2 separate regions of the Homo sapiens genome follow, and region 1 is linked to region 2. The links are chromatin contacts, found by Hi-C or POLR2A ChIA-PET in ENCODE. All regions are on one chromosome and are shown on one strand. The core of a region is the stretch at or near the end of the contact, and the rest is flanking DNA. Distances in the headings are between cores, read along the strand shown. Region 1 has its middle 18 kb from the start of MAGEB17-AS1. Region 2 holds the start of GRPR (gastrin releasing peptide receptor).

Region 1 (7,242 bases), core at 1,342-3,841, 62 kb after region 2:
TGGGGAGGAGGGGAGGAGCGTGGATATAACGGATTGGGGCGCCGAGATACAAGGTTGGGGCACTTGTACTTCCAGAAAAGCGGGACTTGCCGCTAAGGGTAAAGGAGAAGGGGTTGGGGGTGTCTTGCCCCCCAGAAAGGTGGAGAAGGGGTAGAGACACAGAAGGGGTTCGGGTACTTGCCTCTCCTCTAGAAAAGCGGGACTTGCCGCTAAGAGTGAAGGAGAAGGGGTTGGGGGTTTCTTGCCCCCCAGAAAGGCGGAGAAGCGGGTAGAGACACGGAGAGAAGGGGTTGGGCTACTTGCCCCTCCTCCAGAAAAGCGGGACTTGCCGCTAAGGGTGAAAGACCAAGGCAGGCGTCCTTGCATGGTCTGACACTTCTGAAACCTGGGTGAATAATCAGAGAGGTGTCCCTGAAATGATTAAACACCAAGAGAAGGCTGCCTTCCCTAGTCCGTGACTGGCGCCGGAGTTTTGGGTCCACGGATAAAACGTGTCTCCTTTGTCTCTACCAGAAAATGAAAGGAGTTGAAATTAAGAGAAGGGAGAGATTGAAGAGTGGCGCCAAGATTGAAAGGAGAAAGAGGTTGAGGGATAGTGAGGGAGGTTGGAGAAGAGAGTAAAAAGAGGCCACTTACTGTATTTGAAATTGGTGAGATGTTTCTTGGGCTGGTCGGTCTGAGGACCTGAGGTCATAGGTGGATCTTTCTCACGGAGCAAAGAGCAGGAGGACAGGGGATTGATCTCCTAAGGGAAGTCCCCTGATCCGAGTCACGGCACCAAATTTCATGCGCGTCAGTGTGAGGAGACTACTAAACAGGCTTTGTGTGAGCAATAAAGCTTTTAATCACCTGGGTGTAGGCGGGCTGAGTCCGAAAAGAGAGTCAGCGAAGGGAGATAAGGGTGGGGCCGTTTTATAGGATTTGGGTAGATAAAGGAAAATTACAGTCAAAGGGGGGTTCTCTGGCTGGCAGAGTGGGGGTCACAAGGTGCTCAGTAGGGGAGCTTTTGAGCCAGGATGAGCCAGAAGAAGGAATTTCACAAGACAGTGTCATCAGTTAAGGCAGGAACAGGCCATTTTCACTTCTTTTGTGGTGGAATGTCATCAGTTAAGGCAGGAACCGGCCATCTGGATATGTACGTGCAGGTCACAGAGGATATGATGGCTTAGCTTGGGCTCAGAGGCCTGACAATGATCAAGTCTTTTCTAAACTTTAAAAAATTATTTTAATTTCATCCTGAGTGAATTCATGTTTGAGTGGTGATTTTGTCAGCCGTCTTTCTTAACACATAATTTCTTTACTTTCTTTGGAATTTTGGTTTATAAGACCATTTTGAGTCTTTGAGACAGAGCTCTCTCCCTCTCCTCCTGTTGCTGCTTTCCAGCAGGTTTTTAGTACTTCTGCCTCTGGACTGATAATACAGAACCAAGAGTTTTTTTGAAAGTTCCAGGTCTCAACCCCGTGATGATATCAGGGATGTCTCAGATCCAGTCACTAAGCCTGCAGACATCTTGGCTCCATTCTGGTGTGAAAGCTGCTTATGTCTTCTCTTCTGTTAGAGGCTCACCTGTGAACTACAGCCAATAAACCTAGGCAAACAGAGCAGGACACAATACTTGGCACCTATTTCTAAAAGGTGGCTAAACTTTGTGCACCCTGCTGCCTGGGTAATGTTTTGTTGTTGTTGTTGTTTTGAGACGGACTCTTGCTCTGTCACCCAGGCTGGAGTGCAGTGGCATGATCTTGGCTCACTGCAACCTCCGCCTCCCAGGTTCAAGCGATTCTCCTGCCTCAGCCTCCCGAGTACCTGCGATTACAGGCATGCGCCACCATGCCTGGCTAATTTTTGTATTTTTAGTAGAGATGGGGTTTCACCATATTGGTCAGGTTGGTCTTGAACTCCTGATGTCATGATCCGCCTGCCTCGGCCTCCCAAAGTGCTGGGATTACAGGCATGAGCCACTGTGCCCGCCATGCCTGGATAATGCTTAAAGACAGAGAAGCAGACAGTCTATCCAGCTGGGGAACTTTAGGAGTCAGGCTTTTAAAGCCCAAGAGGGAATTTTACTTGAAAATGAATCTGATTTTATATGGGGTTATTTGCCCACAAGTAACAAAGATTTTAATTATAACTGCTTTTCTTTGGGAGATATATCAAGGATTCAATAAATGAACCTACCTTAAAGAATGTCAGAACATGAGAAAATATTCCAAAGACCAAAAGAAAGACCAGAGCAGAGGAAGGTGGGGAGAGAAAGAGAGAAACTAGGAGAAGGAAAGAGAAGCGGACGGGAGAACTAGGTACGGAGAAAGGAAGGGAAGAGAGACAGAAGCAGAGATACAGAGACAGGTGGGGGGCAGAAAGAGCCAAAGGGAGAAATATAGACAGTGAGAGACAGCCAAAGGCAGGGATAAAAAGGAAACGCTTGCAAAAAATCATGTCACTACATTGAAGGGATTCCATTTTCTGGCTTTTATAAAAGAAAATATGGCCACAGCCCTGTGAGTAGATGGACCCTACTTGCTGAGTCTGTTGAGAGGATAACCCAGAAGGGAGGAAGTGGTAAAAATGACTAATCTGGTAAAAATGACTAATCTTTCTGTCACTTGAATGACCCCTTCCAAGCCTGAGACAGAAGGCTGCTCTACACTAGCTGTTGCCCAGCACAGACAAGGAGCCTTCCCCACTGCCTCTGGCCGCTTCTAACAGCCAGGCTGATTCGATAGTCTCTTCAATAACCCATTCATCCACAGCCTTATATTCATTTTCATCCTGAGTAACACTAATTGCCCTTCTGCCAAGAGCATGTGGAAGGCATTGATTGATGACACTGCAGTATTTTCCACTTCAGCAGCAGCAGCCATGTGTGTCTTGGCTGATGCAGACTTTCCTCAGGTGAGCATCTTCCAGGATCAGTGACTGCAGGAAAAGTGAGCCCTCATCAGCAAACTAGTAGTTGGGTTAATAGAATGAACTACAGAAGATTAACCCCATCCTAATGACTGATCCTTCCCTTTGAAACATCACAGTGAACTATCATAATGAGGCCAAATATTTGCTCCCCTGTAAGAGTGCCTCCATTTATCCAAAGCTGTCTTTGCTTGGGTTTCCCCAAATGCAGAATCTGAGAGAAGGATACAAGTACAGGTAGTTTATTTGGGAGGTGCAGATAACACTGGTAGGAGAGTGGGGAAATGTCACAAAACAGAGAAGGCAGCCAATAAAGGATGCATTATCAAGCCAGCTTCCACTGTGGGAAACTGGAGCTTAATCCTACAGGGCAACTCTGAGAAGTGGTGTGAAACCTATGCCTTGAGGGTTTTTAACCCAAGGAGAGAGGGAGCTGGGGTATTTATATACCAACTTCTGGCAGGAATTAACCTCTCTTGGGAGGAATTGTTTCATGGAAGTTCCAGCCTGCCTTACATATAAGCAGAGTGGCCTTCCATTTAAACATTAAAAGTAGACATTTGCAGTTGAAAGTTGGCTGGGGTAGACTTAAGTGTTAAGGCCTGAGTTATATGTGGCACTTATGCAAAGCTTGCCCAAAAGCCTTAGTGGAAACACTGAAACTTGCTTCATTTACTGAGCTCCTCTGAAAACGGCTTTCCATCTCTAAAGGTTCACAGCATGAGCTCATTTACAAGTAGTTTAGCAACCTACATTCGTGGCACACCTGAATTAGTCCCAGCACTTAGGTTCAACGTCAACTCTTGATATGCAACTAACCAGGCAAAGTCATTTAACCTGAGTCTCAACTTTTTTCATCTGTCAGGAAGAGATATTAAGTTTTGACCTCCCTCACAGGCATGAAATGAGGCTCAAAATCAAAATATGATAATATGCATGAGGTGTCAACAAACTTTTCTAAAGGTCCAGATAGTAAACATCTTAGCCTTTGCAGGCCATGTGATCTCAGTGGCTACTCACCTCTGCTATTTCAGCAGGAAAACAGTCTAGACAATAGGTAAACAAATGCATGTGGCTGTATTCCAATAAAACTTGATTTACAAAATAAGGCAGCAGGCTAAATTTGACCTACCAATCCATGAGCTGTGTTTTGCCAACCTCTTATGTACACGAAAGACTTTTGTAAACTTTAGTGCTATGCACATTCTCTGTATCATTTATCCCTCACTCAATAAATCATTGGAATTCACTATCCCTGTCATCCCGGGGGTGGAATTCTTAGTTTCTTCCTTCATACAGCACGTATTTACTGAGCACCTCTTCTGTGGAAGGCATTATGCTGGCCCTGGGGCTTCAGTGCTAATAAGACAGACACAGTCCATGCCCAACACCTAGAATGGCAATCCTAAACCTGTTCTCCCACCAGTCTGCACAAAATAGTTATTCCTTTGGATGAACAAGTGACAACTGCAACTGAAACCCTATCGGTGCCTGGGAGAGTTGGAGGCATAGGCAGCATTACTAAAACAGCTTAACCTCAGGGCCCCACACTTGTATTGAATCCTTCCAAGGCCCTGGAAGGGGCCCTAGCAGTGATTCATATGGTCATATATTTTTGTCAAATTCACAAATACAAGCTATTTTAAAGCATAATTGAGTAAGGTCACTGTCTTTTTCTACTCTGACTTATCCTCCATCACACTTCCCCTGTGTTAGATGGTTTCCCTGATTCTTCCCTTTGAAACAGCATTGTAAGCTATGAGCAGTCACTCCAAACTCTTTTTACATTTTTTTTTTTTTTTTTTTTTTTTAAGAACGAGGCTTGCTCTGTTGCCCAGGCTGGAGTGCAGTGTCGCGATCTCAGCTCACTGCAACCTCCACCTCCCGGGTTCACACCATTCTCCTGTCTCAGCCTCTGAGTAGCTGGGACCACAGGCACCCGCCACCACGCCCGGCTAATTTTTTGTATTTTTACTAGAAACGGGGTTTCACCGTGTCAGCCAGGATGGTCTCGATCTCCTGACCTCGTGATCCACTCTCCTAGGCCTCCCAAAGTGTTGGGATTACAGGCGTGAGCCACTGCTCCCAGCCCAGCCATTCCAAACTCTTTTTAATAAAAAACATTATCACTGTGTGGACTTTGGAGTTACGGTCTATTGGGACTTCTTTCAGACAGGCCCCCTTTTGAGGGACAAGAATTAACAATAGTTAAGTCATTATTCGCCATGGCTCTTTGGTACCTTTGTGGCCAAAGCACTGTAGGAGAGGGCTGGTATTAACAGTCATGATAATTTCTGGGATAAGAACTAGTGGGAGAATGTAAAATGACAAGAGGGGCTGTCAAATTATTTAAGGAAGCAAACTTCTAAGTTTAGGGAAAAGGCTCAGGAAAAGCCAAGTAAAATTTATCAGCACTAAGATTTAGAAATTTACAAAGTCACCTTTAGCCTTTTACAGGCTTATATTCATTCCTGAGCTAACCTGAGCCCCATAATTTCACAGCATTTACCCACCTAAGGACCAGCCCAGTATTCATGAAAAACCCATGAATGCAAGTGTTCATCTGTGTATGGATATGTATACATATGTATTTGAGTGTATATGTACGCATGTAACTACATAAGTATGTTTGACATCTATGTAAAACTCTCTTAAAACAAATATTCAGATACTAGGAAAAGGTGACATCATTGTACTTCCAAATATAGACCAATTATATGAACAATAGCTATGATTCATTGAAAGCTTACCATGTGCCAAACATCATGCAAGCACTTTACACAAAATCTTACAAAGCAGGTGCAGTTGGTACAGTTATTATTGTCTCTGTTATTTGGATACAGAAATTGAAGCACTAAGAGGTTAGGAACTTTCCCAAGAACAGTAACTTATAACTGATGCAGCTAGGATTTAAACTCAGGTATTTTTGACTCCAGAACCTGATTTTTAACTACCACATAGTAGTGTGGTTAAAAAAACTGTAAATGTCCTGTCAAAAGGACAATGTCTTCACAAAACAACCTAGAGCCTTGGGAATGAATTTGTTCACCAAGAGTCATTGTAGGAAACTGGCATTTGTATGTCTGGGCTGGGGCCAGGATTCAGGCACAGAGAGCATTTTCTCCTGGTGTAAATGTTATGGAAAGGACTCCAGGACTCAGTCTCTCACTCTTTCTCTTAATACTTTTCCGTTACATCAGTCACCCCAGCGATGATTCCACCTGTCTTTCTCCAGATTCCATGAGCCCCATTTTCTGACAAAGATGTTTATTGTCTCTGACCCACTAAATATTGACACCATACACCTATTCCCTGGGCATCTTTATCTAAGTAAGGCACATATTCAATACAAGGTTTCCAAATGAGACATACAAGTTTTGTTTCTTTCTGCTTCTAGTAGCCAAGAGGCCAGGCTAAAAATGATTGAGGTACAAGAAGTCTCTCAAGTGGCACGTAATTGAGTTTTGGTACTGACCTATATGCAGATGGTCCTCAAGGTGTGATTTTTCTTGGTATTCACATTGTCTTCGAAATTCCACTCAATTTCTTTATGCTTCTGTTAATGTCCTTCAGCTAAAGACCATCAGGAGCACACCTATAGCCAGTCAAAGTTGGCTTTATTGACTTATTACAATGAGAGTGAATGAACACCATGGGGAGCCATAGGGCATCTCAATAGAGGGTGTTAGGACTTATCATAGTATTTGGACTTGTAGTGGGTGATTTGGAGGAAGGTTCAGGAAGCAGGACTTTATTCCAGATTACAAGCTGTTAGGAAATGGTAATTCTATTATTGAGTGTCATAATAAATCTTATCTAAAGGAAGGAAGACTAGTATGAGGCTAACACTGTCATTGATAAGGCAGCATCCGTTACTTATATTAGCCAAGATAGAAAGCCATTTGATCATTTTTGTGGTTTGAACGATGTTCATGTTTTTGTTTGTGTTCAGACATGACTGCAAGGTGGTCTTATTTTCTCTTGATCCATCGCGGTCAGAGTGGGCTTATCTGAATCTGGTGCTCTGTGAGATTGCTTACGCTTAACAAGAAAACACCATGGTTTAGCTGTAAGTGCCAAGCTAGCTCTTAGCAACACCAAGGATTAGCTAATAGGACCAGGCCAACTCTTGAGTATTAGAGATGCTTTAAATCTGCTGTTTTCTTTTATATTTTCTAGTTATTGTAGTTTTTAAAAAAAATGGATCCATAATACATGTACATATTTATGGGGTACATGTGATATTATGATACATGCATGCAATGTGTAATGATCAAATCAGGATAATTGGGATATCTATCATCTCAAACATTTCTTATTTCTTTGTGTTG
Region 2 (6,858 bases), core at 1,553-4,052:
ACGTTTGGTGTTTGGTGTTCCGGCTCTGCCGGAAGGTGACACATAATGGTAGGGATGGAAAGAGTCATTATAGTTAATTAGTTGAAATGACATAGAAATTATGGAATTAGCTTTTTTTTTTTTTTTTTTTTTTTTGAGAGGGAGTCTTGCTCTGTCGCACAGGCTGGAGTGCAGTGGCACGATCTCGGCTCACTGCAAGCTCTGCCTCCTGGGTTCACGCCATTCTCCTGCCTCAGCCTCCCAAGTAGCTGGGACTACAGGTGCCCATCACCACGCTTGGTTAATTTTTTGTATTTTTAGTACAGACGGGGTTTCACTGTGTTAGCCAGGATGGTCTCGATCTCCTGACCTCATGATCCACCCGCCTCGGCCTCCCAAAGTGCTGGGATTACATGCGTGAGCCACCGCACCTGGCCCGAATTAGCTTTTTAAAGCATCCTTGATCCCCGAAAATATTAGATGTCAAACCTCAACGCACCTTTACTCCTAAAATACCATTAGAAGAATCTATAGTGCTGTGGAACACATAATGCTAACACCAGCTATGAGAAATCAATATCTATCAGCATCCCCTTAACTTACATTGGAAGAAACACTAACCACCCAATTAGATTTAAGTAGTGAGGCTGACTCAGCACACAGGGGTGTCTAAAGAAATAAAGGGAAACAACATCCAGAAGTTCTCTTTGTGAACCAAAAATATGCCTTTTAGACCAAACTTCTTAGCAAGAATACAAGATCCATCACAATCTCACCCAAACCTGCTTCTAGCTGCATTTCACGCTGTTCTTTTTCCACCCCTGTCTTCCAATCTGGGTGACCCTCTGGATTTATAGATGTCCCTCTGCTCAATGTCATGCTCTTTCCTTTATGCCTTGATCCTAGGCACATATGATTTTCTTCATTCAAAAGACCTTGTCAACACTTAACCTTTAAAGATATCGTCTTTTCTGGAGAAAAGGTAGTTGCTTCACTCCAGAGAGGGGTTGGGGTCTAAAGAGCTGTGAGAGTACACATCTTCATGCTATTTTTCTCAGCCTCTTGCTCAGTGCCTGGCAACTGGTAGATGTTTGATAAATTTTTTTCAAGTAAATAAAGGAGTTGCTAATTCACTCGTATGAGTGCTTGCCTATTGATCTGAGGTCAATCACTCTTCTGAACTCATTGGGCTTTTCCAAAGTAAGCCTTTCCCCCTCAATCTAATAATGATAATAATAATAAGTGCTAATATTAATTGAGCACTTACTATGTGCCAAATACTATGCAATCTTAACATGAATCATTTCATCTAACTTCATAAGTTCTCCTCACCCTGCAGATGAGGAACCTGAAGCTTAAGACACTAAGTAACTTGCCATAATTATAAATGAGGGAGCCAGGATTGAAGCAGAGCCTGTGTACTGTATCATTAAGCTATATTGCTGGCAACTAATCAACACCACTGGGCTCATGGCTATTGGCTGGTTACTGGTGCTACTGATCTCTGCCGAGAAGCTCTTCCACCTCTAGCCATGCAGCATCAGTCTCCCTCCTGCTGGCAGAGAGGGGCGCTGAGCCTTTCATATTTACATAGAAAGCATGGCAGCAGCCTCAGTGTTGGAACCTGCCACTGGAAATGTCCATAACAACACAGTTGGGGGCTTTCTTTGTGGGCCCTGGCATGGTAAGTGCAAGTTTTGTTATTCCTTATGGGTTCTGAAAAATGAGACTTCACCTGTTAGTGACTGGCTTCACGTCATGTACCTGGAGGAGCTGGCTTCACATACGTCATAAAGATGCACTCTAATAATGTATTTAGAAGTTGTTGGCTAAAGGTCTAAGCCTGATTCTAATAGCACTTCCTCAATTAAGCTTTTTCTAGCACTCCTTCAACGATAACTTACTTCTTTTACCACCCACTCAATTCCTCAGTATTGTATCTATCACGCTTTTATAGTTCTTTATTTTCCACACAGGGCTATAAAGAGGATATTTGCTATAAAACATGGCAAACATTCAATTAAAAATGCAAATAGCTGCATCAAAATGCCGATTCATAAAATTTTTAGATCAGATGAGAAAAGACCCATTTTTCTGGAAAAGACTATTGATCATTGAGAGTTAAGAATACAGCTGGTTCCCAATTTAATTTCTCCCTGGTAAACAGAATAGGAATGGCTTGGCAAATCTACAGGAAAGAACATGTGTGCATTGTGCTTCTGGCTTTTCCAGATGTCAGTTGCTGAAGGTTTAAGGTGTGAGTCTGTGCATGTGTTTCTGAGGATCAGTCCCTGTTCAAAGAGGCAGTGGGAAGACTGAGTGGGATAACTCACACATGGACACCCTGTGCATCAGTGTGCGTTTAATTCAAAGACAGACCTCATTTGATAGCAATATTGACATGTCATTCTAATGAATTAGAAAAAATGAGAAAATGGGATGTAAATCCCCATCTGGATTCATGGGGATAGTATCAGAAAGATTTTCAGTGCCTTTGCAGAATGCTAGCAACATTTATTAAATACCTACCCTAGGTGCTATGTGCTTACATGAGAAGCCAAAGGTATCTGTTAAGCTAGGTAGGAACTGCAGTCGGCTGGTTGCTTCTCATCTGGAGAAAGCAGGCAACTGGGCAGTGATTGAAGTGTCCAGCAGGGGGCTGGCATTCTCTGTCTATAAGTAACACTGGTTCCTCTTCAGAGCCTCAGCTCAGCGGAGCTGCCGTTTGCTGGTGAAGCCCGTGACGTGCAAAGCATCCTGCCTATAGGATTTGAGGATTTCTCAGTGCAGTTTTTTTCTACCCACTTTAAACCTCCAGATTCTAAATATCAGGAAAGACGCTGTGGGAAAATAGCAGGCCAAAAGTTCTTAGTAAACTGCAGCCAGGGAGACTCAGACTAGAATGGAGGTAGAAAGAACTGATGCAGAGTGGGTTTAATTCTAAGCCTTTTTGTGGCTAAGTTTTGTTGTTGTTAACTTATTGAATTTAGAGTTGTATTGCACTGGTCATGTGAAAGCCAGAGCAGCACCAGTGTCAAAATAGTGACAGAGAGTTTTGAATACCATAGTTAGTATATATGTACTCAGAGTATTTTTATTAAAGAAGGCAAAGAGCCCGGCATAGATCTTATCTTCATCTTCACTCGGTTGCAAAATCAATAGTTAAGAAATAGCATCTAAGGGAACTTTTAGGTGGGAAAAAAAATCTAGAGATGGCTCTAAATGACTGTTTCCTTCTGAACTTGGAGGTGGACCATTTCATGCACTGCAACATCTCCAGTCACAGTGCGGATCTCCCCGTGAACGATGACTGGTCCCACCCGGGGATCCTCTATGTCATCCCTGCAGTTTATGGGGTTATCATTCTGATAGGCCTCATTGGCAACATCACTTTGATCAAGATCTTCTGTACAGTCAAGTCCATGCGAAACGTTCCAAACCTGTTCATTTCCAGTCTGGCTTTGGGAGACCTGCTCCTCCTAATAACGTGTGCTCCAGTGGATGCCAGCAGGTACCTGGCTGACAGATGGCTATTTGGCAGGATTGGCTGCAAACTGATCCCCTTTATACAGCTTACCTCTGTTGGGGTGTCTGTCTTCACACTCACGGCGCTCTCGGCAGACAGGTAAGTACAGGCTGAAAGTTACATGCTCTCCAAGGGTGATAGACGCCTGGGTAAATGAACTACCATGTCGGGACAGGGAGCTGATTGCACAAGGGAAGTTTTACTCAAACACGGATTCCCTTCCAGGCAGGTTTTTATTCTGGGTATGACTTCTTGAGTGTAACATATTGGTTTAAGAAAGAAAAGTGAATGATGGGGACAGAAGGAGACAGATGAGAAAAAAAAAATCTCTAAGCAGAAAACTGAGGTGCCTTTTTCTGGAGACATATCTATTTAGCATTGCCTTTTCCTAACTTCTCCCTCCTTGCAAAATTAATTGACCAGTGAGAAAGACAATCACACCCAATAGAGTTTAAACCTCAGGCAAATGTTTTTTAGGAGCAATTGAAACCCCTCAGAGAACAGGAAAGTTCCACTGGATTTCTTCAAAACGTTCTTTCAGAAATAACCAAGAGGAGAAAATAAGCCTCATTTCTCTGAAATTCATTTTCCTCAGACAGTTTAACTTTTCTCACAGCTGATTTTGAATTTGACTCTCTGTGATAGAACAATTGTATGCCGGTTTTCCTAAGTCTCTCTTAAATGAAATCAAACATTATTTGAGTTTTTAAAATTTTCTGGAGAAAGCTCTATTCAAGGTTGATTTCTAATTTTAATATCTTTATTGACAATACTTCATATACCATGCTTTTGGGGCTTATTGTGGGGAGGAAGAGGGAGTTCACTACAGTTTTTTATTCTGGGAAATATACATATTTGCAAACTGCATTTCTTGTGTGAGCACATTGCATAAAAGTTTACGTTTATTCAGTCTTAAAACTATATATTCATTCTTTGAACATTTATCAAGTGTCTAGCATGTAAGAAACACTTACCTGAATTAGCAAGTCAAGAAATAGCTGCAGGTTGTTCACATAAATTACTGAACATACTTTATGTACTTCTGTGTTCTGGAAATTGGACATAGTAATGAATAGACTTTCAGACACAGCATAGACCATATGGTCAAACCCAGAAAAACTGCTGCAATGAACCTAGACTATAAATTTTTCACTTATAATCAACTGTATGTTATGTGTTAAAGATACAGAAGGATTTGAGAGTGTTCTGGAAAAGACATAGATGCTGCTCTTGAAAGTTTATACTCCGAAGAAAATGTCCCACATTTTAATACATGTGGTGCTGGATTCTCATTTTGTAGAGGAACAAACAGTCCTCAGGTGATCTGGCTTTGTTGAGTAATGGACAAATAAAGATAGTGTTATCAGTATTTATAGACATGTGTTTATGCTTAGCTACCTGAAGCACACTGCCCAGCACACGACATTTTCAAAGTCTGAAAAGTAATAGCACAGAAGTAAGGTTTGCACATTGTACCGACTGGACAGAGTTTCTCCATTCCCTCCATTCCCCTTCGGCTTGCACATCCTCCCCTGCACATCTGCCCACAGATACCAATGACCACAGACAGTTTCATGTATTGATTCAGGGCTGGCAAACTCTGGAGCTGGCAGAAGGGCTGTGGCTTGTTACCAATGGCCGAGGGCTCTTCAGGATGAGGGTAATTTTCTTAATGGGAAGGAGAGATTTTGGTTTCCGGGTTGGTGAGTGCAGTGGTACAGATGGTGTTTACTCTCTTCTTAGGGAGAAAAACAGAAAGGAAAGTGAGGGCATGAACTGTAAAGATGCAGCTGCAGGGAACTCTTCTCTGGAGTTTCAAAGCAGACCAAGTTCACCATCAACAGAAAGGGAAAGCTCTTTCAAAAGCCAGGTTGCACTCCTTCGCGGCTCCAGTGTGTTCCCAGTAAGTTTATAGTTACTGCCTGTCCTTGCCAAGTTCAGAAATTACTAGAAGCTCCCATATAGCTAACTTTTTGTGTTTTGCTAAGTCTTTAAAAAGCTGATGGATCACCTGAATCACAGGTAGTGCATCTAACCAATTCCAATAGAAAGAATAGGTATTGAGCTAAATGATTAAGACTGTACTTTTTTTCTATTCATCTCATTTTTGAAAACAATGGGATTCTTCTATCTTATATCTCTGAGGTTGGCAGGGCAAATATATATTCTATATTATTTTTTCTTCTCAACAAGGTGTAATCCATATACACAGTAAACTGAACAAGTAACAGCTCAATATATTTTTACATATGTCTATAGAACTGCATAACCAGATGGAGATATAGAACAGTTCCAGCATCCCCCAGAGTTTCTCTTATGCCCTTTCCTAGTTAATACCCCCATACAGAGGCAATCACTATTCTGATTCCAATCACCATAGGTTATTTTTGCCAGTTCTTTAATCTCATATAAATGGAATCATATAGCAAGTACTCCTTTGTATCTATCTTCTTATGCTTATCATTATCTCTGTGATATTCACCTGTATTAATACGTGTAACAGTGTGGTTTGTTCTTTTTAATTGTGTGTGGTGTTCCATTGTATGAATACACTTTGGTTTATTTATTCCTTCTAATACCGATGGACACTGGGTTGTTTTTAGTTTGGGGATGATGATAACCTGCTCTGGACATTCTTATTCATGTCTTTGGGGAAACATAAGTGTTTATTTTTCTTGGATATATGTCTGCGAGTGAAATTGCTGGGTTATAGGGGCCTATATTTACTAAATATTGTCAGTTTTCAAGGTGGTAGTCTGTATTAGGTAGATTGGTGAAAAAGTGAATGAACTAGAAGACCCTCCAAACCAGATGATCACCAGAGTCACAGGGGAGCTTTAAAAACATACAGATTCCTAGGCCCTGTCCTAAATCTACTGAATTCAGGGTTCTGAGGCATGAGTGGGGCACATAGTGATAACCATCCATCCCTGCCCCCTATACATTGCCCAGCATTGCCAGTCCTCATTCCAGCTTCCCTTCTGCAGTTCCCCCCTTCACCGGGTGAATTCGAGTCTTTGTCAATATGAAAAGAATATCAAGTTTCTAGAAAAGTTTACACTGGCATCACCGGGTAAAAGGGAGACTTCAAGGCAGTCCCAGAAACCAGAATTCTGGGGATTTGCACAGCTGAGCAGTTGTAGGTTTGCATTCAACCACCTTCAATATTGATCCCCATCCTCCCTCTCCTCCCATGCTTTCTGTCCTTACACACACACTGATATCCTCATACACAGTGGTTGCACTGATGTGTTCCTGGCTCTGTTTCCTGGCTTATGCTGTGTCCCACCCGCTCTCCAGAATGCTTTCTCCTTTCCTAAATACAGACTGTATTCCTCATCCCATGTGGCATT

What was found. A loop is a pair of places that touch in the nucleus more often than their neighbours do. ChIA-PET counts read pairs that join two places held with the same protein, here RNA polymerase II (POLR2A). Pooled maps may share reads with other maps.
Region 1: a loop to region 2 is called in a map of PC-3, with 7 times the contacts of the local background. The contact joins the enhancer-like site here to the promoter of GRPR in region 2. A Hi-C loop is called at or near these places in 1 of 168 maps with a recorded cell type or tissue (PC-3), 6 of 37 single-sample maps with no recorded cell type and 4 of 50 pooled maps. POLR2A ChIA-PET finds 5 or more read pairs at or near these places in 1 of 52 experiments (GM12878).

The regions. Positions count from the first base shown.
Region 1 is chrX:16,183,245-16,190,486 of GRCh38, forward strand. No RefSeq gene overlaps it. Among named protein-coding and RNA genes, the nearest start is that of MAGEB17-AS1, 18 kb to the left of the region's middle. RefSeq lists enhancers at 2,060-3,259, 3,253-3,997. Within about 2 kb of position 2,592, at least 2 of the 41 ENCODE cell types and tissues checked have a DNase peak (open chromatin) inside an H3K27ac peak, as active enhancers do; they include PC-3, where a contact is called at or near this core.
Region 2 is chrX:16,120,763-16,127,620 of GRCh38, forward strand. It overlaps GRPR (gastrin releasing peptide receptor), which reads left to right and starts at 2,803. Exons shown (of 3, transcript NM_005314.3): 1 at 2,803-3,604. The coding sequence starts at 3,192. RefSeq lists an enhancer at 2,504-2,798.